Linked DNA regions of Homo sapiens: region 2 is linked to region 1. Evidence: chromatin loops called from intact Hi-C (ENCODE). Cell type or tissue: chondrocyte. All regions are shown on one strand. Each heading gives the region's core, and the rest is flanking DNA. Links, peaks and the distances in the headings are about the cores only.

Region 1 (5,371 bases), core at 263-5,262:
AAAAAGCCGCCTGACTCAAATCAATGAGCAATATCACTCCAGCCACATCCAATGGAATGAAACGGCACAAGATTACTGCTATGAGATCCGACCCGTAGAATTCAAATGTGCATGACCTTGTCCTTATGAAATGAATGGTGGGAGCGGAGAAGCCAGCAAAGGAGAGTTACATTCAACTCAAAACCAGGAAGTCAACTTCTCCTAAGAAAGGCCCCTTAAAATGTTCAGGAGAGTTTGTATAATCACAAATACATAGGGGAAAAAAATCGTAAATATACTTTTCATTACGGTTGAAGAAATGGAAGAGAAGTCTACTTTGCAAATGTGGGGGGAAGCCCTCTGACTCATGAAATGGGGGGGTAGGGTAAGGGAAGGAAACATTTGGGATTAAATATTGTCATTTGAGTGGCGCAGCTGATGAAAGCCAGGAAATTCTAAATGTGTGCACCGACAATCTGCCACTCCAATTTTACACTCCGGACTCCTGAACAAAAGCTACACTGTGAGGTGCCTGGGGACGGCGCTGGCGTGACTGCGGAGGGAACGGGGCACAGGTTTCCTTTCAATTTAATGACTTTTCAGTGGTGAGTGTGAAAACCAAAATGTTGTTCTGCGAGGCAAGGCGGACGCTTGGCCCTGCCCCCTCCCCCAAGCACTCCAGTGAGATGATTTCGTGACTGGGGACAGTCATCTTGCCCTGTGTCACCTCGAAGCATTTAAATCCTGCTCCCACCAGCAAGATCCCTCCTGCCCTCCATATGGACGCATGGGGGCAGCCACACCATCCCTGGGTCCTGAGCCCAGACAACCCTGGCACTGTCCCCACCATAGTGAATTAACCCTGGCCATGGCTGATGCTGGCTCTCTACAGAAAGCCAAATGCCAGCGTGCAGGGAATCAGCCCAGGAGGAGACTCTGTGTGTGTTCAGAGTCAAAGAGCCCCTTAGAATGGCAGGCACTGTTCGCTGATGTGCATTCTGGGGTAAATGACAAGGAGACCGTAAGTCACAGTGCCCCCAGGGCTCCCTGTGTTTATTTACTGAGTTCAGCCAACAGCCTCCGAAGTGATTTAGACGGCCCTCCAGATAAAACTCTGGGAGATTCAAAAGGAGCTTTTACAAACTTAACCTTGCCTGGGTGGTGGGCGCAGGCGGGCGGGAGAAAGCACAGAGGAGGCATCGGAAGGGGCCTGGGGCCTAAGACCACCTCCCGTGACCGCCTCTGAAGTCTAGGGGTGGTTCTTTGAGCATAAGACTGAGGTGTCCGAGGGACAGAGGTACCCTAGGCCCCAGGCCCAGGAACCCAGAGCAAAAACAGCTCCGCAAGTCGCCTGCCCAAGCATGAAGCTGCAGAGAGCATCGGAGGAAAAGAAAAAACACCCAGGCCTTGAGACCAGAGGGAGAAACCATGAAGCAATGGCCGGGTGCGGCAGCTCACACCCATAATCCCAGCACTTCGGGAAGCTGAGGCCAGAGAATTGTTTGAGGCCAGCAGGTTGAGGTTGCAGCGAGCTGTGACTTCACCACTGCATTCCAGCCTGGGTAACAGAGCAAGACTCCATCGCCAAAAAAAAATAAAAATGAAAAGAAAGGAGCAGAAGGCCGGGCATGGTGGCTCACGCCTATAATCCCAGCACTTTGGGAGGCTGAGGCAGGCAGATCGTTTGAGGTCAGGAGTTTGAGACCAGCCTGGCCAACATGGCGAAACCCTTTCTCTACTAAAAATACAAAAATTAGCTGGGCATCGTGGCAGGCACCTGTAATCCCAGCTACTCGGGAGGCTGAGGCAGGAGAATTGCTTGAACCTGGGAGGCAGAGGTTGCAGTGAGCCAAGATCGCGCCATTGCATTCCAGCCTAGGCAACAGAGAAAGACCCCATCTCAAAAAAAAAAAAAAAAAAAAAAAAAAAAAAAAAAAAAGGAGCAGGAAGAGAAGAGACATAAATAGTAGATTTGCTGAATCTGAGGATTCTTTCCCTTTCTGCACTTTCAGGCTGAGATCTCTGAGCTCTGAGAAAAGCCACTTGGAACCTCGCCAGTGGCCTCCACCCTTTTTCAGAGGAGAGCAAACACTGGCGCAGCCTGCACTTGTCCCTCCTTGTCAGGGATTTCTTTGCCCTGGCTTAAAGAACACCCCAGCCTGCACTAATGGGCCTAGGGCGATGCCCACACTTGCAGGGACCCACCACACACCGCCTGTCCTCCTCCTCCAGGCTGCCCCGCAGCCCTTCAGCCATGCAGGATGCTTTCCTGCCTCCACACCTCCACCTAGGCTGTTCCCTCTGTCAAATGCCCTTCCCACACGACTTCCCCCTAAGAAATCCTAATTGTCCCTTAACACTCAGCTCAAAAGTCATTTCCTCCAACGCACCTGGGACAGAAGAGACCACACTCTGCCCACGTTCCCCAGAAACTCCAGAGGGAGCAGGACACGCTTACCCCTGTGAGTCTGAGAGGCGGGGTTGGGTGTTCATCTGTGTGCACTTGGTCCCTGAACACGGCAGGTGCTCCATAAATGTCAGGCCCACTCCCCTAGACATCAAGAGGGCTGCATCCTCCAACAAAGCCCCTCTCAGTGACAAGCGTATCTCAGAGCCCCCACAGTCTCTGACCATAGCAACAGGACCAACATCCCAGTCGAAGCAGGGGTGTCCCAGGCAGCAGGCCAGGACCACGCCGCATGTTCACAGGCTCAGTTATAGCCGTCGACCACGCCACGGCGCCCAACCACGCCACGGAGCCCGACCACGCCTCGACCATGCCACGGCGCCTGAACTTTTATCTCCATTTCTCAGGTGAGGACCTGAGGCTCGGGTGGCCCCGTCACTTTCCTAGGGGCATTGGGCAAGAGGCAGGGACTGTGCACAGCCCAGAGCTGCCGTCTCCGTCTCTCAGAAAAGCAGCCCTGAGTCTCAGCCCTGCCATCCTTTCCCACAGGATTTCCAGGCAGGGCTCAAAGAAGTCCCTTCCTCACTCTAAGACGGGTCCTCAAAGCTCGGATGCAGGACCTGAATAGAGGCCTGCGCTCATTGATTTGATTTGATTTTTCCTTCTAGATAACTGGCTCAAATACCTATTGTTTTCCCTTGATCTTAAGGCAGCATTTTCAGGACAAGCAGGAGAGTCTCTACTTGCCTTCACCTCGGGCCATAAACCAGGGGACAGCACCACCTCCTGGCCGGCAGAGATGTGGCGCCCGCTTGGTGTCCGGCTTGCAGAACCCAGCAGCCGCCTCGGACGTCCTGAGCTGCCAGCCTCTCCAGTCCCAGTTAGCAGAGGAAGTCAATAGGGCACGAGTACCTCGTGCTCGTAAGGAAAGCAGGGTGGGCTGGCCTCACTGGGCTCGGGCAGCAGTGCGAGAGTGCAGGTGCTGCACCGTCAAAGGACAGGCACCACCAGCCTGGCCCATGAGCCAGAGGATGCGGGCTTCCTGCAGCTGGGAGCAAGGAGCACCTTGGAGAGGAGCCCAGGGGAGCTCCAGGAGGAGGATGACCGAGCCAAGGGAGCCCCGTCCATAAGCAAGATTGGGGGGCCACAGGGGAAGAAATTAGAGGTGCAGGGCAGACAAAATCAGAAGCCACAGTCGCTCAGTGCCCTGGGTATGACCTGGCACCGGGACACACCTAGCCAATACGTCCTAAAGAGAAACAGGAGGAGTTGTCAGCAAGGAGGCGTGTGTGCCGGCCGCGCGTGACAGTGTGTGTGTGCTGGGGAAAGACACGGATGAGGTAGGCAGGGGCTGCTGCCCGGAGCTTCCACGGGGTGGGAGAGAGAGCAGGAAGGACACGCAGAAGCACACAGATGATGGGGATGCATCATTTGTTCAATTAAATTTCCAAGCAAATCTCTCCCTGGCACTTCCGATAAATACTGCTGAAGGGCAAGCTAGCGTCCCCCGGAGGTAGAGGTCACTTGAACCTTTCATTCATTCACTAACCTGCTCACTCATTCATTCAGTAAATGTGAACTGCACTTCTGTGCCAGGCCAGGTGTTGCAGTAAGCACTTTATCCGCATCATTGTGTCATTAGATTTGTTTTTTTTTTAGGAGTCTTGCTCTGTCACCCAGGCTGCAGTGCAATGGTGCAATCTCAGCTCACTGCAACCTCCACCTCCTGCGTTCAAGCAATTTTCCTGTCTCAGCCTCCCGAGCAGCTGGGATTACAGGTGCACACCACCACACCTGGCTAATTTTTGTATTTTTAGTAGAGATGGGGTTTCACCATATTGGTCAGGCTGCTCTCGAACTCCTGACCTCAGATGATCCATCCGCCTCAGCCTCCCAAAGTACTGGGATTACAGGCGTGAGCCACCATGCCCAGCCTGTGTTATTAGATCTTCAGCATAACCGCCATGCAATAGGAATGAGATATGAAAAATTGTGTCCCAGATAAGTTAGTTAACTTATCCAAAGTTACACAGCTTCTGAGTAGCAGAGCTGGAATTTGAGCCAAGGTTCAGCCCCAAAGCCAAGATATTAATTGTGCTAAGTTCCATGGTGGCCCTTCACGCAGAAGGTATTTACTGAGCTCCTGTCATGGGGCAGGCAGTTGAGCCAGGCTCAGGGGCTACACCAGGGACCAGAACAGAGCTGCACCTGCTCACACCAAGCAGATGGGCAGAGGTAAGTCGTGGATGCACAAACCAGCAAGAGAAGAGGCACCAAGCAGAGCTGCCTCCACCCCGGCTCGCATCTCACGGCTCTGAGCCTCAGTTTTCTCATCTGGAAAACAGGGATAAAAATAAGCTGGTGTGAAAATTTAAAAAAATCTGATACCCAAGACATAACACCCCTGGTGCCCCTAAATACTTCAATGTGTATTTCCTGAAAGCAAAGACATTCTCTTTCTCAAGACAGCACAATCCTCAAAACCAGCAGAATTGCTTGGATACAGTGTTACTATCAAATCTGCTGACCTGACTTCCATTTTACCAAGTGTCCCAATAAAGGCTTGTGTACCAAAGAAAATACTGAACTATGCGTTGCAGTCAGTTGTCACATCTTTTTTATCTCTTTAGTCTTCTTCATCTGGGACATTCCTCAGTCTTTCTGGTCTTTCTCTCAGGCCAGGTATTTGATAGAAAGTTCTTCAGTTGGAGTTTGTCTGATATTTCCCGATGGTTAGACTCAGGGTTTGCATTCCGGGCAGGAAATCCGCAGAAGTTCCATTGCATCCTTCTCGGTGCCGCGTGTCGGGAGGCCATGAAGTCTATCTGTGCATGCATGGATGATGCTGATATTGATTAAGGTGTTGTCTGCCAGCTTTCTTCACTTTAAAGTTAAGACTTCACCCTTTGTAATTAGTATCCTGTGAAGAGGTTCTTTGAGACTATGTAAAAATCCTGTTACCTATGAAATTTTCACACACTAGTT
Region 2 (5,371 bases), core at 213-5,212, 460 kb before region 1:
CCAATGAGGTTAGAATCGCAGGAAGCAGGGTCCAGGTGTGGGTATTTGTCAAAAGTTCCCCGGACAATATTGTCATGCAGCCAAGGCTAAGAAATGCTGATTTCATAGATATTACTAAACGTTTCTATGACCAAGATAGGGGAGGGTCCTGGAGGAGTGATCAGGAGGGCCTCCTAGAAGAAGAGAAACGTAAGTGTGGTGGGTTGGATTTCCCAGAGAGGAACACAGCAATATGACCCACCCCATAAGCCCCTGTGCAGCAAGACCTTGCCCGTCTTCCCTTTTGAACCTGGCATGGGCAGGTCCTGTGACTGCTTTGACCAATAGAATGATGGAAATGACACTGTTTCCACTCTGGGCCCTTAATCGGGCTCTGCTGCCTCTCCTGGCAGTTCCTATCTTTCAAGGTACTCGGTCCATTTCACCTAAGTTGTCAAATCTGTGGGTAATGAGTTGCTTGCATTATTCCTTTTATCCCATCAGTGGCCACTGGAGCAAGAGTAATGACCTCATTTTCCTTTCTGATATTGGTAATTTGTGCCTTCTCTCTTTTTCTTTTTGTTTGCCTGGCTAGAAGTTGATCAGTTGCATTGAGCTTTCCAAAGGATCCCTGCAGGTTTTACGGATTGTCCCTGCGGTTCTCCTGTTTTCAATTGCCTTGATTTCTGCTCAATTTTTTATTATTTTTTTTCTTCTGCTGGCTTTAGGCTTGAATTTCTCTTCTTTCTCTGGTTTCTTAAAGTGGAAGCTTATGTTACTGATTTTTTAATCTTTTTCTTTTCTTCTTTTATTTTAGTTTTTGGAGACAGGGTCTTGCTCTGTTGCCCAGGCTAGAGTGCAGTGGTGCAATCCATAGCTCACAGCAGCCTTGAACTCCTAGGTTCAAATGATCCTCCTGCCTTAGCCTCTGCAAGTAACTGGGTCCCACAGTGCAAAAGCAGAAGCTTCTAGGACCTCTTAAAATAGAGACTTGGAATGGGCACAGCCCCCTGCCAGCCCTCTTATTAGTCAAAGTGGGTCATAATCCCAGCTGGATTCAAGGAGAGGGGACTGTGCAGGGCTGGGAATCCCTGCAGGTATGGCTTGTTGACAGTCACTAACCTAGGGAACCATCACTGTAACCCTTTTCACAGCCCATCCACCCTTAGCTGGAGCCCAAACAAGAACCTGGAGTCTTCAAAGAACGACAGGTGGGAAAGGGACACATTGACTCCTCTCTCTTTGATTTCAGCCTCAAGAAAATGAAGTCTGGGATCTCTCTCCCGACTAAGGTGTCATCCACACAGCAGCAGCAACAGCAGCAGCATCACCCGGAATTTGTCAGAAATCAGAATCCCAGGCCCACCCCAGACACAGAGAACCGGAATTTGCAGTTTAATGAGATCCCGGGGGACTCAAATGCACCTTAAGGCACGAGGAGAAAGAGCTCTAGACTCTCCACCATCTCAGAGAACTTGCAAACCAGCTTTGCAGAGCAAAACCCAGAGAATGACGGCAAAGGCTGCTGCCACCATTGTACAAAATCACTCCTAAGGGCACCCTGGAAATGAGAAGCAACCTTTCTGTTCTCAGACATACGTCCCAGCACATAAGGCTCAGACGCGGCAGGGAGAGGGGACAGCTTGGTTTCAGACAGTGCATTCTGACCACTCGCCCAAAAAGGGCCCCTTCCAACCCAAGACTCTGGGAATCCAGGAAATCCCAATTTAGATATGCAGCTTTGGAAACTGGCAGCAAATGGAGAATGGAATCCGGAAGGCCCTTGCCATTGTGAACGCAAAGTCTAGACACTGGAAAGGGAGCCACCGAGGCAGGAAGAAGTGAAAGTCCCTTTCTCAGCGATCTACCTTCCAGGAAGCAACAACCCAGCAGGTCTCAACAAAGCCCCGAGGCTGTGATACAGCTACCCCTGGGGCAGGTCCAACGCGCTGTTATCATACTCTCCGAGCTTCATCCAAATGCTCACACACCCAACCTAGTGCTTCCTCGCGATAACACCAGTAGCAGGAGCAGCCCAGTGTCATCCTGCACAAACAGGTGGTGTTTACGCACGGCATGTCACCGAGAGCCATCTGACCAGCCGTGCCAACCGGGAGCAAAGGGGGCTGATAAAGGCAGCTTATCACAAACGATTAGCAAGTGTTATTTTCTTTCTGTTTGTTTGAAGTTCAGTATTTGGACAATCGCCGTGAACCCCAGTGTGGCCAGGGCCAAGTTTAACAATGGCGGGCAGAGATTGCTCGGTGAAGATGAAATGACATGAGTGAGCCGGTGCTGTGCGGGGGAGACCTGCGGCAGGGATTTGTCAGGCTGGGTTTTGACGGGTTGAGACAACATGAGGATTAATGAACCGCTTTGGCTTTAGACAAAATAACCATGTAAAGCAAAATTTCTGTGTGCACCAGATCAGAGCTTCTCAACCTAGGCTGCATGGTAGAATCACCTGGGGACTGTTGCCACTTTGCCATACAGGGGATGTCCCCAAAGCAATGAAACCCCAGTCTCTGGAGGTAGGAGTCCCACGTCTATTCCTTAAAGGTCCCAGTGTGCAGCCTGGTTTGAGAAGAGGCTCCCTGGAGTGAGGCTTCCCCAGCTTTCATGTACATTCCAACCACTTGGGGAGCTGGTTAAAATGAAGATTCTGATTCAGCATATCAAGGGTGGGGCCTGGGGTTCTGCATTTTTAACCCCCGCCCCCAACCCCCACCCCCACCCCCACCCCCAGCCGGGGATGCTGGCGCTGCTGGTCCAGGACCACCCTTGGAGCAGAAAAGAGAATTGACTGCTGTCCAAATGTCCCCAGCATCGCCTCCAAATAATCTGTGAGGCTGTCAGAGGAGTACAGGGGTTCTCGTGGGTGGAGGAGGTGATGGCCAAGTTGCTAATTGATGGGAAAGAGATGAGCAGAGCTCGGAGTGAGGGGCTCCACTGCAGGGGCTTGAGTTGTCCACTCCCAGAGAGACCACCACTGGGCAGAATGAACACGGCTGGGTTTTGTGAGTTAACCAGGTGTGGATTAGAGAATAAAATCTTGGCCAGGCATGGTGGCTCATGCCTATAATCCCAGCACTTTGGGAGACTGAGACAAAAGGATTGCTTTAGCCCAGGAGTTCAAGACCAGCCTGGGTAACATAGTGAGACCCCATCTCTATAGAGAATACAAAAATTAGCTGGGTGTGGTAGCATCCCCCTGTAGTCCCAGCTGCTCGGGAGGCTGAGATGGGAGGATCTGTTGAGTCCAGGAGATCAATGCTGCCACTGCACTCCAGCCAGGGCAACAGAGCAAGCAAGACCCTGTCTAAAAAAAAAAAAAAATTTTTTTAAACACATCTTTATTGGGATATGATTCACACACTATAACATACTCCCATTTAAAGAGCACAATGCCATGGTTCTTCTCATATTCTGAGAGTTGGGCAACCATCACAACTGTCTAGATTTAGAACATTTCTCACCTATAAGGGTGCCATTTCAGGCCACCTTCTTCCGATCAACTCTGGGAAGATTGCATGCAGGAATACCCCAGTAGGAATCGTAAGAGTTGAGCCCCTGGTTGGAAGCACAGGGTGTCATCATATCCTTAGTAAGGGGAGGTTGTGGACACAAACTGCGTCACTGACTCCAGGAAGCCCTCTGTGGTGCCCCCAGGCCAGATTACATCCACTTACACCATGTTCTCAAAGCACCCAGCTCACCTGCCATACTCATCATCCTTGCCAACCAGGCTGGGGATCCCACCAAGTCAGGACCTGTGTTTTTCATAAATGTAGCCCCAGACCAAGCCTCATTCCAGGCCACAGTAGGGTGCAGTACATGTGTGGGCTGCAAGCTTGCGCCAAGACCCTGCTCTGCTATTGTGTGAACGTCTGGAGATGGGTAGGGTGTGGTCTGCCCTTGTGCTCTATGATTTTAGTAGAAAGAACACTCAATTACCAAGAAGTCTACATCTGAAGCTCACAGCCAGCACCTCAGTGTCCTCAAATGTAAACTAAGGATGGCATCCCTCCTGGGCCATTAACCATCCAGGGCTTCTGTAACCTGGGACCAGTGAAGATTACATCTCCTCAAGGATGGAAGTGGAGGCAATGAGTGGAGATCAAGGTTGGAAAATTCTAGCTGGATATGAAGAAACAGAGATTCCCCTGAGGTTGGAGATGTCTTTCAAGTTGGTGAGTCCCCATTACTGGAAGTATTTTAGGTAAATGCTGATCCAAGATGTTACCTAGGAAAAGTGGGTGACCTTGAGGATCTGTTGTAACCTTGCACTTCTATGATGAAGTTTTTCCTTCAGGAAAAAGATGTATTCTTACTAAGCACTGACCATGTGATGCTGAGTTTTAGAGACAAGCTGACCAGGAGGAGAATGGTTCCACAGACAGAGTGAGAGGACCTCAAGAAAGAACAAGTTCATCTTAACCAGAAGCCCATAAAGTGCTCTTTTGGCTGTAGGCAGTGTTTGTGAAGCATCTCAAATGCTGATGGTTCCCTCCTGATATTTTCACTAAGGGGTTTTGTTTAGGATAGCAAAACTGAAATCTATATTTTCCAGAGAGTCTCATTAGTGGAAGCAACTGGGTGGAGATTTTGGAAACACATTTTAAAAAGAGAAAGACATGGTTGGTCTTGTGCTCTTCCCCCTTTCCCTTCCTCATGCCTGGATCGTTGAATCCATCCAGTGACAAGGACCATGATGGTCAATTGTCAAGGATGGCAGGGCAGGAAGTCCCAAGGACATGGATCCATGATGACACTTTTAGGTGAGCATAATGGCCCTGAAGTATCTCCAAGCATTTATGTGGGGAAAAAGTAAAAAAAAAAAAAAAAAAAAAAAAAAAAAAAGAGCACTGATGCATTGATTTGTGCAAGTCACGGTTGAGTTTTTAGTTGCAGCTCAATGCATTCCTAACTGAAAGCAATCATCTTTCCTGGCCCCTCCTACATGCAGTAGAGATGGCAAAGATAAGAACAAATAAGTTTGGTCACTTTCTGTCAGATTACACAAGAATGCCCCACCCCATTCACTACTGCAGGCAGACAGCAAGTGACAGCTGTCTGCCTGGAATGTGTCGAGCCTCCCCAGCTTTGTCACTGTTGGCATATTAGGCTGGCTGCTTCTCTGTGGTGGTGCTGTCTTGTGTGTTGTAGGATGTTCAGCAGCACCCCTGGCCTCTACCCACCAGATTCCAGTAGCATCCCCCGCTCCCCGTTTGTGACAACCAGAACTGCCTCTAGACACTGCCAAATGTCCCCTGGGGAAAGCATATGAGAACCATCATTATAGACATTGTGGGAATTTGGCTTTGACTCGTTGTGGGATTTTGAGCAGAGGAGGAACCAGACCTGACTATATTTTAAGAGGATCTCTTGCTTT

What was found. Hi-C counts contacts between places; a loop is a spot of excess contacts. Peaks named below come from ENCODE experiments on the same cell type or tissue, not always from the same donor. Only the 100,000 strongest peaks of a DNase experiment are listed, where the experiment ranks them.
Region 2: it touches region 1 in a loop (2.4-fold over the local background); 3 of 110 quality-filtered maps call a loop at or near these places.

Annotation. Positions count from the first base shown.
Region 1 is chr16:87,275,632-87,281,002 of GRCh38, forward strand. The region is part of intron 3 of LOC101928682 (a long non-coding RNA gene); the gene reads right to left. Among named protein-coding and RNA genes, the nearest start is that of C16orf95, 39 kb to the right of the region's middle. RefSeq lists an enhancer at 3,412-3,917. In chondrocyte, for the core only: CTCF peaks have their summits at 735, 3,175 (motif pointing left) and 3,377; a DNase peak (open chromatin) is centred at 3,229.
Region 2 is chr16:86,817,107-86,822,477 of GRCh38, forward strand. No RefSeq gene overlaps it. Among named protein-coding and RNA genes, the nearest start is that of LINC02188, 98 kb to the left of the region's middle. In chondrocyte, for the core only: CTCF peaks have their summits at 2,600 and 2,799; no DNase peak of the experiment used is centred there.